2 separate regions of the Homo sapiens genome follow, and region 1 is linked to region 2. A link is an interaction called in ENCODE POLR2A ChIA-PET data of the cell type or tissue named here. Cell type or tissue: IMR-90. All regions are shown on one strand. Links, peaks and the distances in the headings refer to the core of each region. The heading gives the core; the rest is flanking DNA.

Region 1 (10,199 bases), core at 2,348-6,347, 79 kb after region 2:
TCCTGTCCTGATGTTTTTTGATCATTTGAGCTCTGGCAAGCCCATGTTTATAAGCACGGGGCTGGCCACTGCTCCCTGAAGAAGAGGTCAAGGTGAACTGGTCCACCCTGAGGTATATACCCACACTCTGCCACAGCTCGAGTCTTGCGCTCACCCTCTCTTCCCCTGTGAAACTTTGGGGAGGTTCAGGAAGCATGACCAAGTGTAGAACAGAGACCTGAGGGCCACAAGGCAGATGAGGCGAAGAGCAGTGAGAAGGGGCCTGAGCCAGCTTGGGAACTGGGCTGAGGGTGTGGAGCAGACGATAGTGGTGATCTGAGTTCAGGGTAGGAGGGGAGATAGAACACAGAACAATGACAGAGCCAGGGGTCTCCAGTCTACTGCCCAAAAAGCATCTCCTGCCACCTCTAGCATCCAGACAGCTCCTTGTTTATGCACAGGGACATGTGTATATACCCACACGTGATCTCCAGAGTTCCCACTAGTTAGGCCTTTGACTGCATCTCCTGAGCAAATGGGCTTATTTTTTACAGACAAAATGATTTCCAGAAAGCTAATAGTCATATTTGCAGCCCATCTCTAACAACTATAATACAAGACTGTACAGTGCTTATTTCTGTATGCTATTCTTACCCCAGGTTTATTATTTCCTACCCATATTTTCCCTTCTCTATTCTGACTCCACACCTCTACTCCAGAAGAAGATTCTAAGCATTATAAAATTTAATCTATATGATGATGCATTCTCAAGGGGGTAATATCATCCCTAAGGGGGGGCGATAATTGGTTCTCAGGAGTAAGGGGCAAAAAGTCTTACTCTTTTTACATATACACACAGATATACTCCAGTACACATATATGGTATAGAGTATAACTGTGGTATTAAATTTGCACTAGGGGATTCCTCGGGAGGGTGATAATGGGGAGATAATGGTGATAATAAGAATCATCAATCCCCATCTCTACTAAACAAAATACAAAAAATTAGCCGAGCGTGGTGGCAGGCGCCTGTAGTCCCAGCTACTCAGGAGGCTGAGGCAGGAGAATGGCGTGAACCCGGGAGGTGGAGCTTGCAGTGAGCCAAGATTGCGCCACTGTACCCCAGCCTGGGCAACAGAGTGAGACTCTGCCTCAAAAAAAAAAAAAAAAAAAAATCACCAATCTATAAGTCAGCAATATGCTCGAGCAGCCCATCAACAGACAGCCCCTTCCCAGGGCCTGAGATTGTCAGACCCGCCACCCTCAGAAGTAAAATCAGGCAAGACGCAGAAGCCCAGTCACCCCTTCCTCCACTGCCCAGCCACTTCCCATGTGCTCGCCCAGGGGCGGCTGAAACCTGCAGGTGTGACCTTTGTTTCCATCTCTGGAGACTAACAGCTGCCCCTTGAGTGGCTCATAGAAGAACCTGTTTAGGGACAGTGTGTTCAAGGGCAGATTCCTTGGTCTCACCTCAGTGGGTCTGGGTAGGACCCTGCAGGCACCCAGTGGCTTCTGCAGGATCCCACCTTGAGAAACCACTCTCGACAAAGTGCCTCCACGAATGATTCCAGCACTAAGGTGTCCAGAATTTCACTTCAAACCCCAAATAGCTATGTCCTGGCAGCTAAAAATGAAGAGTGGGGGTGGGGTTGGGTATGACTTGAGTTTATGACAAAAGAGCTTTGTCTCAGATAATTCATTAATTCAGTACCAGTGTTCACTGTGCATGTGGGGGACTGACTGGCGCCAGTCTGCTCCAGAAACAGTCTTTCCCCACTCCTTTCGGGACTGAGCCACAGCAGCTCTCCTGTCCTCTAGCTCAACAGAGTATGGCATTTGATGGGGTTGTGCCTGCGCCTGAGCAGACTGGCTGGGGGATGGTGGCCTGGGAACCAGTCTCCCTGGGCCCAACGTCCCCTTGCACACGGATGAGGCAGGCCCAGCATGACAGGCTGTGGAAAGTATGTTCAGGTGCCTGGCTCCCCTCAGCCTAATGCCTTTTAAGTCAGGATCCAGATTTGATTTGATTTTCCTTGCCTTCCTGGCTCCAACTCTTCCAGGCTCATTTTTCACTCCCCTGTCAGGCTTCCCAGCATTTGGTGGCCGGGTTGAGCCAAGTTCTTCACACTCCACAGACAACCTCCCTCCCAGGCTTGGGACTCTGTGCTCACCATCTAAACTCCAGCTCTCAACAGGCTCTGCCTGCCCCCACCTCGTCCTGCCGTAATCCCTGCTGGAGTTTTCTGAGTGGCTGAGAGGGACCTGCAATTCTTAGAGGAGTTGCTCAGGGACTCAGCGTGCCACCACATGAGAGAAGAACAAGTGAGTCTATTGCTCATCCTCACCATCACTATCAGGACATAAGTCTCTTCTCACCATCACCATCTCCCACCCGCCTTTATTTCAGAGTTCTTCAGCAGAGGCAGGGGACAGGGATTAATTTGAAGGAGACATCAGGTCCAATGTGTGACATCAGAACACACTTCCTCATTCCCACACGACATGCCAGCACTCAAGGTTGATGTGCATGTAGAGGGTGTGGGAAGTGCAGATTTAGAGCCTCAGCAAGTTGAGGATGTCAAACCTTTGAATACAGGGACAGTGTCTTGGTTTTCTCTGTCATCTGTTTATTGCATGAGTACAAACATCCTGCATACCATTAGTGTTTACTGAACGAACCTGCAAACTAGTCACTTAAGTCAGCCTGTCACGTAGCAGTGGGGTCAACTGGTAAGCATGCTCATAAAACCACCAGGTCCCTACTCCAAAATCTTGTTTAAAATTTATTTTTATGGTTGGGCGCGGTGGCTCATGCCTGTAATCCCAGCACTTCGGGCGGCCTAGGTGGGTGGATCACCTGACGTCAGGAGTTTGAGACCAGCCTGACCAATGTGGTGAAACCCCATCTCTACTAAAAATACAAAAATTAGCCCGGCATGGTGGCACGTGCCTGTAATCCCAGCTACTTGGGAGGGTGAGACAGGAGAATTGCTTGAACCCAGGGGGCAGAGGTTGCAGTGAGCCGAGATTGCGCCACTGTCCTCCAGCCTGGGCAACAGAGCGAGATTCTGTCTCAAAAAATAAAATAAAATAGAAATAAATGTATTTTTATGAAACCATGTTATGTTGGAACAGGAAGGGGCATCACAGTCATCTGGTTCAACTCTCTCATTTTATAGGATGAGGAAACTACAGCCCAGAGGGCAGACTGAATTAAAGACAAAGACCCAAGCACATGATACCAGAACTGCCCTCCTTCCAGATCACACTGTTGGTCTTAAGAGAGGCAGCTCCTTAAGATAGCCGACAAGCTGCCCAGTAAACACGTTTGCAAATGACAGCACTTTGGCATCACGGGCTGACTGCAGTGCCCTAGAGTATTTAAATCCATCCCTGCTCAGCCATCACCTAACCAAGTCTGACTGAATATCTACCACGGGCCGGGCACTGTCCTAGGTGCTATAGAGAACACAAAGATGAATAAGAGATTGTCTAGAGGCTCACATTCTAGAGACAAGTACTTAAATAACCAGAACATAAAGCCAAAGATACACAGTACAGGAAAGCCCCAGGGTGATTCAGCAGGAAAGAGACCACAACTGGCAAGGAAAAGTGGGATGGGCTCCCTGGAAGAGGTGACATTTGGAAGAAGCAGGGTAGCACTATGACAGATTAGGGGTCCGGGCTCCAGTTAGAAAGGATGATGGAAGTCCAAGAGGCAAATCCCGGGACCTGCTCAGGGAATGTAGGGCCTGGCAACTGGGAAGAGTGCTGGTCTGGGGAACTAGCCCCACATCGTGGAGAAAGGCAAATGCCAGGCCAGGAGTCTGCAGTCAGAACAACTGGAGGCTTCTGGCCAGAGAGGAAGTGCTCCAAGCCAATTGTTGGGAAGACCCTCACAGTAGATGAAGCCTGGAAGGGACTGAGGGAGGAGCTCTGGGAGCACTGGGCCACCAAGTCTCCAGTAACTCTGCCCTCCAGTGGCTGGACAAATGGAATCCTGAGGGGGTCACTAGAGGCCTGGCCTCATCCTTCAGTCGAGCTCTCCTGGAGGGTGCTGTGCTCTTAGAGGCACTGGCCCTCCATGCACATACTTCCCTCCATTTCATTCTGCATATCTTTCCCCAAGTGCTGACAAATGGGAGAGGGGGTAACTAGCACTCTCTACCCTCTAACAAAACTAGAAGGGGTTCTGTAAAATGCCACACAAACCTATGGCATACTATTAAAAATCAGATGTGATCAGAACAAACCACAAAGAAAACTCCAACACCAACTCCAATACAAATAGGCACTGAATAAAATAATAAAATGTTGAAGATGGGAGCAACGGTCAAGATGATTTGGTCCAACTCTCAGCCTGATGTGTGTAGATCTCAACACCACAGTCCTCACAAATGATGGCCAGCCCTCCCCAAGCACCTCCTCAAACCACAAACAGCCTACACAGTAGCCAGCTCATGGTAAAGTGCTTCATAAACATTACTTGAATGAATCAAATCTAAACACTCAAAATCTTTCTTAAATAAAAACAGAACATTAAGGAGACAAGAGATTAATATTTAGAAAACTTACAGACTGAATAAATAATCTCTTTTTACTGGGCATCTACCAGGAGCTGGCACCGAGGTGTGTTTTATAAAAACTAGGCATGTAAAACAGAGAACACACACTACAACAGACACATCACAGAATTTCAGATGTTGAAGCGTCTTAGGGATCATCTGAATCGTGATTTTATAAGAAGGAATGTGAGACTCGGGAAGGTTTAGTGGTTTGTAGAAAGTTTAAGGCAACTATGTGGGAACTAGAACCCCAGTCCAGGGCTCTTTCCACAACACACTACGTTAATTATCTAATTAAAATCTAAATTGTAGAGTGCAGAATACAACCCTCTTGGAATATGGAAATGGAAAGAAATGCAATGAGGTAGAAGAGCTAGAAAAGGCTTCATAGAGGAAGGAAAGTTTAATTTTCTGTTTTGATATTGAGAATTCATTAGTTGCAAGATCACTGAAGACAGCAATCATGTTTTATTTTTCTTTGTATCTCCAGAGTCTGGAGCACAGAGGAGGCTCAACTCACATTGGTCATTATTTATGAAAGTAGTGTCTTACTTATTAACTTTACTTAGAGTTGGAAGGAAGATAGATATTAGAAGGAATCTGAACATCCTGGGCTCTCCAGAAATTGTATCTATGTGAACAAATGAACCAGACCTCAGTGCTATCGCTCATGCCTGTGTAGATCCCCTACACCACTTTGAGTATACAGTTAAGAGGAAGAAAACCCCAATCTGGTCTCTTTATCTCTCATCGGTCATTTTGCCACTCAGCTTTGTTTCCATTTCAAGGCAGACAGTCGAGATAATTGGAAACACGTTAAAACAATAGGAGCCTAAGGCCTTATTAGTAGAGAGACAGACATATCTAGACAGGGCCAGCCATCTAGTAAGTAAACCATCACTGAGAAATTTTAAAAACACAGACACTTAAAGAACTTACAACAAAAAATAATTCTATTCATACAGTTCCAAATCCTCTTCTAATTTTAGGTAGTGAACACATTGATGGATTTTCTATGGTTGTGATCAGAGTGTGCACAGTGTTTGTTCTACTTTTCTTCCTACTTTGTTATTCACACGCATTTTCATTTATGGATATAGCTACCACAATGACAAATAGGTGATTATGTAATATTTGCCACATTGATGTGTTTGTATAATAATCTATCTCCTTTTGAGTACAAACTAGTTCCTTTTTTGTTATTAAAAATAGTGCTTTGGACATCTTTGTAGCAACTACATTTTTTCTTCTCCTTTAAGAGTTAAGTTATAGTGTCAAAAGCAGAATTCTTGGCAAGGCACATCAACAGTTTTATTGCCCTTGTAACATTCTGCCAATCTAAGCCCCAAGGAGGCTGAACCAATAATCAGTACTTCCAACAAAGGAAAACCTCACCTGTTTCCTCACAGCCCCAGCAGTGGGCTCTTGGTATCTTATTTTGCTAGTTTTTTAGGTGCATAAATACTTTTAAGGTATTTTGATTTCCATTTGTTTAAATGCCAGCAGAGTTGTGTAATTTTTTAAATGCAGTGTTATATATTTTCCATGCCCGGACTTTGTCTACACTTCTTTCACTGTAAACTGTGTATTCATCTTTGACCATCTGTCAAATAGAATCTGGACATTGAACTCAGACAGCTGTACTGAGTCTTCTTGCAGGCATTTTTATTGTGCTTTTAAAAAATATACAGAAGTAATTCCTGTCTACTGTTTACAAAAAATTCAAGCAATAAGAATGTGTACAAAGTAAAAGGTGAAAGTTGAGGGTATAAAATGGCTAAAGGTTTCTTTCCTTCTTTATCTTTCCCCTCCGTGCAACAGTATTACTTCTCAGCTATAACCCTTGACATAATCTTTTTTTCTTTTAATTATTTTTATTTTGCTCTGTGTCTATTTCTTGATTTAAGAATTTAGACAGCACTTAGTGGAGTCCCACAGGAGTGATGAGAAATTTCTCTGGCTTACGGTGCCTCCCTCTTCCTGGCCTTGACTTGATTTTTAGATCTTTTATTGGACATTTATAGCATAATCACTAACTCCAATGCCTACAGAGGCTGGGCAGGAAACACATGTAGGGAATGTGGGCTGGGACAAGAAATGTCACGAGGCCCTTCCTGTCCATTTCCTGCTTTCCCATTATGAATATAGACTTGGCTAGGAGAAAAGCAAGGTCCTCACTGGCAACAGGCACTTGTCCTTAGTGTTGGGAGATGCCTTGGAATGGTGGGGACTATAACGACCTGGAAACTAATGTCAGACACAGTGACGGCACCCTCTGGGCCAGTGTGGCCATGTGGAAACATTGCCAGCTCTCATTTGTAAAGAAAAGCCACTTATACACGAATCATATATGTACATTTTCCATTTGCAAATCTTTGCTCAAACTTTTTGAGAACACCACTGGCCAAACACAAAAGGTCTGTGTGCCAAATACGGCTCATGGGTTGACTTTCTTTTTTTTTTTTTTTTTTTTTTTTTTTACCTCTGTCATTATGGTTTTAAGTCACATACTTAAACCTGTTATTTGATCCATCCATTTTAGGTGGAATCTCTTTACTTCCCACTGTGTAAGATGGGGACATTAGTGTCACTATATTTTTCTCTTCCTCTGTTTTTCTGTCTCTACCTTACCATTCACCATCCCTCTACTTTCGGCTTGCCAAAACTTACAGGATTTACTTTCTGTACTGTAACTATAATGAACACTTTTGACTTTTGTCTATGGATTGATTTTTAAAAACAACAATTTTCTTATAGCAATATTATATTGTATAAATGTTGTTTTCAGACATCTGGTGTCCATGAATTAACTGTTAACCATCAGTGGCTGAAGAACTAGTTTCCAAATGCAGGTGGCTTCTGTGGATTTTCTACCTCTTGGGAGTAGTCCTATCTCCCTGAATGAGGGGGCGGACTGCAAGCCCCACATGGGGAATGTCTATTAGCAGGCTTCACATAGAGGACTTGGTCATAGTCACAGGCTTGGTCATGGAGCAAGTGGGCAGATGATGGCACATCCAACACACTTCCATCCTGTTTCTTATAAACTAACATCTACAGCAGGAGCTTCAATTCTCTCCATATACATGTTTAGTAAATAGGCTTTCCTTTAATCACCCCGACTTCTGCCCTACATCCACTCCTAATCTCCAAATCCTTTAATCTCAAATATATGGCTGAAGCCTCACCCCTTAACTGTTCTGCAGGCAGAGCTAATATGTCCTTCAATGCAATGCCAAGAAAATCTCTCATCCACTAATGTCCCTCTCACGTTTTTAGCGCAGCTATGAATGCATTCTCTTTGGACTGCTTCATGTTTATTTCGATGTCATATTTGTCAGGAAGGGAAGTTAAGACATCTGTTCAGTCCACCATTTTGAACCCAAAGTGACCACCAGCTGTTGACTATGGTAAATTTTCAGTAATACTTGCCCTGCCACTTCTCATACTGCTGCTTTCCCTTTGAGTACTTTGGAAACTCTGTGACACCTGGGCTACCAGCCACGTGGAATAGACACCTGTGGAAAATTTGGGAGCACATTCAAGCTTGCTGGGATATCAAGGTTAGCATTCTACAATGAAGATGAAGGACAAAGATTCTCTCATCAACAGATCACATTTTTCTTTGAATGAATCTTGAGAATTCACTTAATTCTCAAGAATGTAATGCCTTCATTTTATTGTGAATGGGACAACTATTTCCAGTCTATCTTCTAGCTGTGGGTTAGTGATATACAGTATGGGAAGTTGAATTATGTGTGAGAAGGCTCTCAATCAGCCCTGTCCGAAAGGACATTCTATGATAATGGAAATGTTCAAGAATCTGTGCTGTCCAATATGGTAGCCATTAGCCCCATGTGACTATTCAGCACTTAAATAGTGCTGATGCGGCTGATGCGGCTGAGGAACTGAATTTTCAATTTTATTTAATTTAAATTCATGTTAATTTAAGTTTAAGTAGCCACATGTGACTAGTGGGTAGGTATCCTATTGGACAATGCAATTCTGTATCTTGAACAGCTCACTCTCATTGAAGAAGCAAAAGATAAACAATAATGGATCAAATTATAAATTGATTAAAAAACTGATAAAGAGTAGGCCGGGCACAGTGGCTCACGCCTGTAATCCCAGCACTTTGGGAGGCCGAGGTGGGCGGATCACCTGAGGTCAGGAGTTCGAGACCAGCCTAGCCAACATGGTGAAACCCTGTCTCTACTAAAAATACAAAAATTAGCCGGGTGTGGTGGCACGCGCCTGTAGTCCCAGCTACTCAGGAGGCTGAGGCAGGAGTGTCGCTCGAACCTGGGAGGCGGAGGTTGCAGTGAACCGCGATTGTGTCACTGCACTCCAGCTTGGGGCAACAGAGTAAGACTCCATCTCAAAAAAAAAAAATTGATAAAGAGTAAAAATGAGTCTCATATATATATAAAAGTATTATAGGCGTTCAGAGAAGGGAACAATTGAGGGTTAGAAAGTTCAGAATTAGAGCTGTGAAGTGGATCTGTGTGCTAGTGTGAAAACAAAAACACCGAAAGACATTCAGTAAAAAGAGCAAGTTGCAGATGGTTACCAGAGGCTGGGAAGGGTAGTGGGAGGGTGGGGGTGGGGGAGGAGGGGGGGATGGCTAATGGGTACAAAAAAAAAAGAAAAAATAAGACCTACTATTCGATAGCACAACAGGGTACCTATAGTCAATAATAATTGTATTTTTCAAAATAAAGAGTGTAATTGACTTGTTTGTAACTCAAAGGATAAATGCTTGAGGGGATGGATACCCCATTCTCTACAATGTGTTTATTTCACATTGCGTGCCTTATCAAAATATCTCATGTACCCCATAAATATATATTTCCTACTATGAACTCACAAAAAAATAGAAAGAGCAAATTGTAGGTTACTATGTATACATGGCCCATTTGTGTATATACAAGGATATTCAGATATATGCTAATATTTGTATAAATCATTTCTGAAAGGATACTCAACATTATTAATGGTGGCCACCTATATAGAGTAGAAGTGAGGGCTAAGGCAAATAACTTTTAACTTTGTCTGAATTTTTGTTTTAAAAATAGTTTAGCATTTAAATCATGCTTTTCTTTGTAACATAGTTATAGGCACAGAGATTATTAGTGAATAATACCTTTTTAAAAGGCCAAAGTAGTCAACTCTTTCCTGTGGCTATTAGTCAAGAATGATCTTATATGATTATTGTGAATTTTCCACATCCTATAACCATGGCTCTTCTGTACTCTAATGAAATGCTTTAAAAGGAAGCATTAGGAAAGTAGCCTGAAGGAGGTAGAATTTAAATCAGATCCTGAGGCTGCGTAGAATGGAAAGAAGGAAGGGCATTCTTGATATAGGCACAGGCTGTGGAGGAGCAGGAAGCAGGTGCACAGGGGTGTGGCTGGTGCGGAATGAGGGCTCTGAAGCCAGGCAGGGAGTGCTGATGGGGTAACAGAGACACAGGACCCTAGAAGAAGTACACGGCCAAATCCTTATGGGCTTGAATGGCAAGACACCGGGAGTCTTAGACACTTCACCACCGTGGTTCTCCTCAGGGGCACCAAACACTGCTTGAGCATTCATCATATGGCAGGCATTCATCTTATTCAAAGATGGACAAGAAACGGTCATCGCGTTCAAGGAACC
Region 2 (10,199 bases), core at 2,153-6,152:
TTTAAACCCCATGCAAGCCCAAGAACAGCTGCCCCCAACTGACTTAACCTCAGTTTCCCTGAGGCTGGAGCAGCCACAGACCTCCCAACGCCAAACCTGCTGAGACCCTGAAGCCCATGGGCAGCGCCAAGCCTGATGAGAACCTGAAATCCACTAGCAAAGAAGAACTCAAGAAAGATATTAAGAATGATGCGAACTGCAAGAGAGGCCATGCAGGGACCACAGATAATGAAAAGAGATCAGAGAGCCAGGGGACAGCCCCAACCTTGTCCTGAGGATGGTGGATGCCACCCTGCATCCTGCCTGGAGAGATCACCGTAGGGTGACCTGGGAAATGTTCCCAGTCAGGGTTTCCAATCAGTTTTACCAAGGACTTTCCAAGTGGGAGAGCCCCACAGGGGCGGCAGGACAGGTTGTGGCGTCTGCTCCTCTGAAGTCTCACCCCAGCCCAATAATCCCCCATGCCTCAGGGGAGGGGGGCTGAGCCAGCAGAGGTGGGGGATGGAGGAGACGACTTCTGGAGGACCCTGCCAATCTGAGGACATCCACATGGAAAAGTTACTGCGTCAACACATTAGCAGAAAATAACATGTTTCTCTCTGCCAGCCAGTGTCCCCTTCACTCTTTCAGCGCTGAGATTCAATATACTCAGCTGCTCCAGGTGTGCTGTCCCAGATGTAGAGGGAAGACAGACCCTTACCGGGGGCTGAGAGGGATTCTGTGATCTTCAAATGCTCCATTCTGCTTGTGAGGGGAAGGCAGGCACGATAAAAGGTGAGGGAGGGAGTGGGGAGGGTGCTGCCAGGGGCCAGGGAGGGGAGCAGCCCACAGGAAGAGCACTCTGACACCTCAGCTGACTCAGATTTGACAGGACCTGTCCACTCCGGCTTCTTCTGTGGCTGCCCTCTGCCCCTCAAGGGTGAAATGTCACTTCCTGGGAGCTTCTTTGTACCCTACCCTGTCTGGAGCCACCAGCATCAGCTCAGGCAGGACTCTGTTCTGTGCTGGCAACCTATCCCTCCGCTGGCTGCCAGAATGGGGTGTGGAGGTCGGCCGGCCTCAGAGCTCCCACCCAGACTTGGGATTTACAAAAGCACTTCAAACCAAATTGAGGGTCCAGAGAAAATACTCCTGTGTCACCCCCATCTCTTCTCCAAGTATAAACTGGCTCCTCTGAAAACTCCAGACCCCAAAAGTCCACACAGATGGAAGGATTTGGGGCCCCCCTCCTCTCCCCACCATCCAAGAATGTGAAATACCAGCAAACAAAAGTCTCATCCAAATTAGGAAGCGAGTAGCTCTGTCTGCCCGTGAGTGTGTGCTGTAGGGGCTGTTTTGGGATTTTGGGTTTCCCGACAGATCCCTTCAAACCCACAGTGCTATCAAGACTGAAGTTATTGTTGACCCCAACTCAGAGCTCCGTGCCATCTGGTCACTGCACACCGTTCCCCAAACCTAAGATGCTTCTCTAAACAGCTCTTTACTCAGAGCTTCTCCCTGGCTCCAGCCTCTGTGTCCCCCACCTCCAAGCCTGTAGACAGAGCCCTCTCCATGCCGGAGCTTGGAATTAACTCAGGCTCAGGTCTCCTCTGGGGAGCCACAGGTGGCGGTGCCATGAGAGGGCTCTGCCAGATGGGTGCCGAGATGTGGGCATGTGCCACAAGGACCAGGATCCCAGCCCTTAGCCCCAGCCTTGGTGCATGTACCCAAGGCCCCTGAGCCGGGACCTATCCTTGAGTTAGCAGGAAACAGGGACGCGGCCCTCCTACCCAGCAGGCCCTCCTACCTGCTAAACCAGGTTAGCAGCCTACCTATGGGCTGCTAACAGGGGTCAGCGAGACCAACGCTCCATGAGCTAGGAGTGGCCCTGGTACAGAGGCCCCTTCTTCCCCAACCCCCATGCTCATTTACCTTCCTGGGAGAGGATGATGAACTTGGTGGTCTTGAGGGTCTTTCCGTTCAGCGTCCAGATGATGGTGGCTGGGGGGTCAGAAGACACCTGGCACTGGAGCAGCAGCTTCTTGCCCTCTGCCACATGAACATCTTGCAGCTTCTGCTTGAAGGCTGGGGCTGTCCCCTGGCTCTCTGATCTCTTTTCATTATCTGTGGTCCCTGCATGGCCTCTCTTGCAGTTCACATCATTCTTAACGTCTTTCTTGAGTTCTTCTTTGCTAGCGGATTTCAGGTTCTCATCAGGCTTGGCATTGCCCATGGGCTTCAGGGTCTCGGCAGGCTTGGCGTTGCCCATTGGCTTCAGGGTCTCAGCAGGCTTGGCGTTGCCCACGGGTTTCAAGGGCCCTGAAGGCTGTGCATTGCTCAGGGGCTTGGAACTCTCCACTGCCTTGGCATTCAGGGTCTCGGCACTGCTGCTGCCATTCTCTGCTGGTAATTTCTTCTTGCCACCCAGCACTGAGCGAAAATCCGGGGTGGCAGGTTTTGGCGGTGGCACCTTCTCAGGCACGGGGGTCTTGGAAGTCCCCTTCTTGGCCAGGACAGAGCGAAAATCGACCTGCTGGGGGCTGTGCACCTTCCTCTCTTCCTCAGACACAGTCTTTGGCTTCACTTGCCGCTGCAGGTTGGCACGGAAATCCATCTGCTCGGCTGGGATCTCCTTCAGGTCGTCTTCCGATAGGGTCTTTGTACTCACCTTCTTCCCCAGGAGGTCTCGGAAGTCCAGCTGCTCCACCTCCTGCTGGCGGATCGCCTCCTCAGTGTGCTGCCTCGTCTCCACGCGCCTCTTCAGCACCCCTCGCACGTCCTCGCCGTCTTCCTCCTCTAGCCAACCCTGCCCTCTTGCTGGCCAGCCAGGCCTCAGGGACCCATAGCGGTCACTACCACCACCATCAGCACCAACTCCTCCACCACAGAGGTCCTCGCAGCTGGCAGGCTCCCTCCCCCTGCAACCAGTGTAGGGAAAAAGGAAAGTAGCAGGAGGAAAAGGGGCTGGGTAAGAAAGAAACTTCAGGGGAGAGCAAATCCCTGAGGGTGGGAGGGTAGAGGGGAGCGGGAGGGGATGGGGGAGGCCGGCCAGGCTGTGTTTATAGATGGGAACATTGGTGAGAGGCGCTCGCTTGCTTAGTTGGTTTATTACATCGGTAATGACTTCAGTAGCCTTATAAGGGTGTGTGCAAAAAAAAAAAAAAAAAAAATCACCCCCTCCTTCCCCTGCTCTCCCTCCCTCATTCCCCTTCCAGGCTCTCCCTTCTGGCTTTGGCAGCCTCAGCTGCAGGACACAAACAATCTAGGGCTGCTGGGCTGGAGCTGCCGGGGCCAGGAGGAAGGTGGGGATGGGGGCATGGCCTGGAGGGGCAGCTCCTGGGGGCACTCACCGTGGAAGGGCTCTGGCAGAGCTGTTCTGTAGCATCAGTGACACCTGGCAACTGCATTCGCCAACCCGGTTCCTGAAGAATTCCAAAGATCAATAAAGATCAAGAGGCCCTCTGGGCAAAGGGCCTGTTCAGTGTGGACTTGATCACAGGCTGCTGGCCAGCGGGGAAGATGGAAGTCGCCGGCTTGACTGAGACATTCACCCCAGCCTTAGATTTAGGGCAGGACCCTCTCACTGTGTGGTCACCCTTTATTTTCTCAGCTCTTATTTAAAAAGAAGAAGAAAAAAAGAATGTCTGGACAACAGCTAAGGCAGGCATCCAGAAATAGGAACACTTTTCTGTAAGTATATAATATAATCATTCAATCAATCACTCACTCACTCAACCAATAAAAGGGGAAGGAGAAAGGCTAACCCTGCTGGGAACTGTGATGTAGCAGGTTGGTCTAGACAGATAGGCCCTGGTGGTGGGCCTGCCCAGTGACCTTGACTCTGACTCCATGATCCCTTAACACAGAAGTAGTTCCTTTCCCTCTCTTGCTCGGGAATGGAAGCACCCTTAACCCCCACTCATTGATAATGCTCTCAGATCAGAACTTTTTGTGTTAAAAACCCAACAAGTGTTTTCCTACATGAGTGGCCCTTTCTCTTCTTCCTTCAGGTGGGGAGGGCTCTGGATTCTTCATGTCCATAAACCTGGTCAGTCTCCTGCTGGTGCACAGAGGCTCAGGCCCTCTGCTCAGGGGAGGGGCTGTACCCTGTCTGGCTACAGTGCAGTGGATTTGCAGCAGATTGTCCCTCCAACCCCATAAGGCTGCCACCTGCTGGCATTTCTGAGCTCTGACCAGACAAGAAGGTTCTGCTCAGGCTAGGGGAAGGGGTGGGGGCAGGTCTGCGAGCCAGAGGTGACTAGTGATGGTTGTAACAACTGCATTTCATACAGCACCCTCCAGCTTTCATGACACCCACACGCAGTTCTTTCTTGATATCCACAGCATGCCAGAGAGGTATAGAGTACTGCCATGCCCAATTTAAAGATAAGGAAAGGGGGCTCTGGGGTGGGACCCTCAGGGTCTCTGACAACAGTGCTCCCACTCATGCCCCTGGATGTGGCCGTCTCACTAGCACTCAGACCCAATAGCAGATGTGCCAAGCTCTGTGACAGATTCTTTACATGAGCCATCTCATTTAATCTTAGAACAGCTCTGTGAGATTAGAGTCACCACTGTTTTTATAAGGTAAGAAATATGAGGCTTATAAAGGTAAAGTAGTCCAGGCGCAGTGGTTCATGCCTGTAATCCCAGCACTTTGGGAGGCTGAAGTGGGAGGATTGCTTGAGCTCGCACGTTTGACACCAGCTTGGGCAACATAGCAAGACCTTACCTCTATTAAAAAATATAATACTGAAGGTCAAGGTTAAGTAATTTGCCTAAACACACAGAGCTTGCTAGTGGAGGGAGGGGTTGGGACCTGTGACCCTATGACCTTTGCACTCTACCCTACTGTGCTTATCAGTACAAATCTGGTCTGGGACATGTGTGTGTTCATGCACATATGTAGTTATCAACCATACACATGATGTACACATATACTGGTCTAGCTGGCAGGCACCTGCACCTGGAGGTCTGTGTTTGGGAATATGTGCACATATGAGTTACATCCACCTGGACAGGCATCTGAGCATGCGTTCTTGTGTATTCTGCTGGCGTGTGTGGGTCTCCACCTCACTCTGCCTGGCCTCCCTCCCAGTGGACAGACACTGGTAGCCCATGGCCTGGCCCAGGATTCTCAGGGGCTCTGGGGCGCTGCTCACCCTTGGGTGCTGGCACCCATTTGAAGCAAGGAGAAGCCAATCGTTGCTGTCCTCCAGCCCTCCTCCCGCCTGCTGGGCTCCTCTCCTTTGTCCTTCTCTCCAGTGCCCTCGTGCTGTCCCAGGCTGTGCTGGTGCAGGTGCCTTCCTGACTGCCTTAGCTCTTTCACTCCTCTCTCCTCCCTGGCCATGTATCCCATAGCCTGTCCCCTCCCAGCCACCCTCCTCAATGCTCAGACTGTCAGAGGGCACAGATTCAAGGTGCAGGGAGTCTCAAGTCTGGAGAATTTTGAGTTCAGGTTGTTCCTTTGCTCAACAAACAGCAATTAGAAACCTCATGGGTGCCAGGCCCTGGGAGAACGAAGAGGTCCTCAGTGTGCCCCGAGTTCTCAACACTTAAAAAGGCTTATGGACTTTGGGTGAGCTTGTAGAATAACTGTGTGAGGTCACCCTGCTTCTGCCAGGCTGCTGGCCAGTGTCAGGCCACTCTTTTCCTACCTTTAAGCACAGCCTTGTGGTGCCTGGGTTGACATGGAGCAGGAAGATGAGATGCCCAAGGGCTGTGTTTGCCTGGCAGCCCTTTCAGCATCTCCTCAGCAGAGTTTCCTCCTGTCACCAGTAGAACACAGCCCAGATGCAAACATCAGGAGCAGACACTGCCCAGATGGCGGCTTTACCCCAGCTGGACTCCTCTGAGGCTTTGGTGGTGGACAGCCCTGTGCCGCAAGCTGGAGTAAGCCGATTCTCCCCATGGGGGAAGCAGGTAAGGGCTTCTGTCACTTTCCATGACCTGTGCTCAAGGTGGGGAGCACAGACTCAGACAAGCCTCTCAAGGGCTCCTGTCCAATCCAGCCCCAGGCCTTACCCTGTGGCCCCCAGCAGTCTAAGGGGTCAGAGAAAGGTGGAGGACTTGGGATACAAAGGCTGACGCATTAAGTGGATCACCTGGTGGCAGGGCAATAGCAGTAACTATTCCTACAGCCATACCCTTAAATCTCTGCTGGGCCTTTAAAGCAAACCATGGGTTCATTTGCAGCCTATAAAGTTCATAGTGGCCTCCTGCCTGGGACCCACATGTCAGATCACCTAAGCTGCTGGAACAGGGTCTTGGGGCCATCTTTGACATCTGCACATAACCAGTTACAAAATCAGGGCCGGGGCTGAAGATGAGGCCCCATCCCAGGAGCTGCCACAGAGCATATGGGGCTATCATCCTATAAACTGAACCTTTCACAAAGAGTCCTTTTGCCTTGGCTTACTAAGCTCTGAATAAGAGTTCCACTCTGGTTACAAAGCCTTGGATCCTGTCCCACCCTGAATCATCTACCTCTTGGATGGGTTCTATATGGAAAAATTACTTTAAAGAACTAATTTCGGCCGGGCATGGTGGCTCACACCTGTAATCCCAGCACTTTGGGAGGCTGAGGTGGGCGAATCATGAGGTCAGGAGATTGAGACCATCCTGGCTAACACAGTGAAACCCCGTCTCTACTAAAAATACAAAAAAAAAAAAAAAAAAAAAAATTAGCCGGGCGTGGTGGTAGGCACCTGTAGTCCCAGCTACTCAGGAGGCTGAGGCAGGAGAATGGCGTGAACCCGGGAGGTGGAGCTTGCAGTGAGCCAAGATCGTGCCACTGCACTCCAGCCTGGGCGACAGAGTGAGATTCTGTCAAAAAATAAAAAATAAATAAAAAAGAACTAATTTCCTGGCAAGTGTCAAGTGTTTCAAGTATTCCAGCTGGAATTTTGAGCTGACTTTTTGTCATTTCCCCTTTTGGTACAGTAGACAAGAGCTAGGAAGGGAAGAGAGGCAGAAACTACCCACCCATACCTGCCTCACAATCCTAGCAGGGACAGGCAGGATCTGCCCACCCCTCTACCCCCTGCACACCGGACCCCCGGCTTCCTCCCAGCCATCCAGTCATTCCCCTCGAAAGGCACCCTGCTCTACGTCTAGGTTGCTGGAGGAGTGAGGTCTCTGGCAGGCCTGCCACGTACCCTCAGGAAACTCTCCACTGACTTGCTTCTTCTCAGGTGGGGAAAAAGCCAAGGCCAGGGCAGTGGCCTCCGAAAGGAATGAAGAGGCTGGACTTTGGGGAAGAAAAAGAGGCAAAGGCTGCAGGCTGGAGGCTCCAGTGTGGTTTCCCAGGTCCTTCCAGTTCCCTGTGCACTTGGGAGAAACTCCCCAAGCAGAGCCATAAGGAATGGAAGAGCATCTGATTTAAGTCAAAAGATGAGGGCTTGAACTTGGGCTCTGTTACTTGCCTTTGGATGGCCACAAGCAAGTCCACGACCCTGAGACCTCAGTGTCCCCCGTTATTAAATGACGATGAGGCTGGATAACTTCTGAAGCCCCTTCCTGCTGGGACAGTCTAAATTTTATGACTGTCCCCAGCTGGCCCCAGACAGTCTGCCTGCCGACCTCCTGGTGCACGCCTCCTCTCTGGCCTGGCAAACTTCCCACAGCCCTTTGCTTGGCTCTGCCCCCACCCCACCCTTTCTTGCTCGGCCTACTCAACAGCTAAGCCTTATCACATTTGCCAAGATTCAGCCTTCCTTTTCCATCAAAATCCCCAAACAAGCTCATCTCCTCTAGGATGTCTGGCTTGAGTAATGTAAGTATTATCTCAAAGTGCTACTCCTTCTATACTGACGAGATCATCAGCAGGTATTTTTACACATCATCGGTTTCCATTCTTTGTACTGACCTAGGGGGTAAGCGTGTACCTTCTCCCCATTTTGGAGGCAGAGTGGCCTTCCTGGTAATAACTAGTTCAAGCATAATGCAAAGGCAGTTGATGCATTCTGAGTGTACCGCTAATAATAGTAGGGGGACCAGCAGCTCACAAGCATCCCATCACTTGACCACAACAGACATGTCATTGAGCTCAGCTGAGATTAGCCTTGCCTAAATCAGCAGAACTTTATAGGAGACCCAAAGACTCCTAAGAAATAATGAAACTGCTTTAAAAATAAACGAGCTATTTTTAATAGTTATTAAGTATTGGGGTGGTTCGTTATGCAGCAAAAGATAACTGATTCAGGTATAAAGCACATGGTCACAAAGGACCTAAGGGGATGGGGTACATATTGGGTTTTGCAGTAGCCTTGGCATTTAGCTCTAGAGCTTATTTGTAGCTCAGAGCTGTGAACATGATGGGCTCAGCATGGGGAGATGATAAAGTACAGGCGAGAAAGCCCCTTGCAAAGTGGTCAGGCACCCGGGCCAGGACAGGTCTAACCATCCTCAGGATGTGGCACGACCTCCTATTTGTAGGTTAGGTGCAAACAAATGCTCTTCTTCGATGCTTACACCAACCCCAGGACCCACAGAAGGCATTCTGTCTCCATCAATCCAGGGCTGGCATAGGATTTTAAGAGACAGGGCATTTTCAAGGTAAAAGAGCATTTCTGAATCACATTCATCTAATAAATAGCTACCCAATGTCGACTATGGGCTCTCCACTGTTCCAGGCCTGGAAATGTAGCAGTGTGCCTCATGGAAATGTAGCAGTGTGCCTCATGGAAATGTAGCAGTGTGCCTCATGGAAATGTAGCAGTGTGCCTCATGGAGCTGACCTTCCCATGTAACCTAGCAAGCCCTTGAAAAGGAGAGAAAAAAGTAATGGGGAAAGGTAGCCTCCCTGTGGTAGTTTTAAAATGTCTGCAAATTCTTCTCTCCAAGAGGTGGAACTGAATTTACCTCCCCTTGAGTACGGGCTGTACTTAGTGACTCACTTCTAACAAAGTCGGAAGTGATGGCGTGTGGCTTCCAAGGGTAGGTCTTAAAAGACACTGCAAGCTCTGACCTGGGCTCCCTCTTCGATCACTAGCTCTGGGGAAGCCAGCTGCCATGCTAAAAAAGACACTCAAGCAGCCCCACGGAGAGGTCCACAACGCAAGGAGCTGAGTCCTCCCACCAACAGCCAGTGAGGAGCCGAGGCCTCCCACCTACAACCAGTGAGGAGCTGAGGCCTCCTGCCACAGTCACGGGAGTGAGCCTTGGAAGCAGATCCTCCAGTGTCCGTCAGGCCTTCAGAAACTGCAGCCCCTGCTGACATCTTGACTGAAACTTCAAAATCATCCAGCTAAGCTGCTTCCAAATTCCCAGCTGGGAGATGATAAATGTTTCAAGCTGCTAAGTTTCAGGGTAATTTGTTACACAGCAACAGATAACAAATGCATTCCCCCTATCCCCCTGCTTTTCCAACTTTGATCCATTCCTCCTTCCTTCATACTCACCATACACCACATAATGGGGGAACAAGGATGTAACAAGACAGGATTCTGGGGAACTGAGCTCAAAAGGGAAAGTTCTAATGAACATTTGCTATACTGAAGTGGAAGAAGCAAAAGCTTGTGAGCAGCACTGAGCCCGCACTTGCTTTACCTGGAAGTCCAAGCCCCACATCAGTTTGTGCTTCTTCTGGCTGCCCAGACCCAGGTTAGGGGAGCTAGGAATTTGGAGGGAAGGGTTAAGGGAGGCTGGCTGGACATGCAGACTCACTTGAGCAGGATCTCATACTGGCCGGCATGCCAGGGCTGCACCTTCTTTAGAACCAGGGTGAACACGTCCTCATTCTGAAGCACCTCGAAGTGGCCAGTGTCTTTGCAGAGGGCTTTGCCATCTCTGAGCCAGTGCACGGTAGGAAAGGGGTCACCAGCTATGGCGCAGGAGATGAGGACACTCTGGCCCAGGGAGGCTGTCACTGAGCGAGGCTTACTGATGAACCAGGGCTGGGTGCCATCGTGAGGCTCTGGAAATTGGCAAAGGGCAGAGCTAAACAGGGATGTCCCTCAGCAGGCAGTGTCCACTCAATTCTCCATGGAGGTGAAGGATGGGAAGATAGCATGTCACCCAAGTAACAGATTGTCCAGAAATCACTGTGATTGGATACACAAATGCAGCACACCCTTCTCATTGCACATCCATCTCGGATACATTCTCAGAGGATAATATTAACATGACTGTATATCCAATGTAAGGGGAGGTAGCCCAGAAGGCACGGGGCACCGAGCCAGGTGCTAATGATCTGTATCCAATGCGTGTGATTAAGAGTT

What was found. ChIA-PET counts read pairs that join two places held together with the same protein. Peaks named below come from ENCODE experiments on the same cell type or tissue, not always from the same donor. Only the 100,000 strongest peaks of a DNase experiment are listed, where the experiment ranks them.
Region 1: POLR2A ChIA-PET joins it to region 2 with 8 read pairs; 2 of 35 experiments call an interaction of 5 or more read pairs at or near these places.

What each region holds. Positions count from the first base shown.
Region 1 is chr3:123,777,380-123,787,578 of GRCh38, forward strand. The region is part of intron 4 of MYLK (myosin light chain kinase); the gene reads right to left. Among named protein-coding and RNA genes, the nearest start is that of MYLK-AS2, 93 kb to the left of the region's middle. In IMR-90, for the core only: a CTCF peak has its summit at 3,968 (motif pointing left); DNase peaks (open chromatin) are centred at 3,522, 4,402 and 4,692; H3K27ac peaks cover 2,590 bases.
Region 2 is chr3:123,698,109-123,708,307 of GRCh38, forward strand. MYLK (myosin light chain kinase) reads right to left here. Exons shown (of 34, transcript NM_053025.4): 16 at 9,646-9,895; 17 at 3,330-3,401; 18 at 1,912-2,897. It overlaps LOC105369194 (a long non-coding RNA gene), which reads left to right. Exons shown (of 3, transcript XR_924417.4): 2 at 5,758-5,901. Among named protein-coding and RNA genes, the nearest start is that of MYLK-AS2, 14 kb to the left of the region's middle. In IMR-90, for the core only: a CTCF peak has its summit at 4,170 (motif pointing left); DNase peaks (open chromatin) are centred at 3,113 and 4,173; H3K27ac peaks cover 1,041 bases.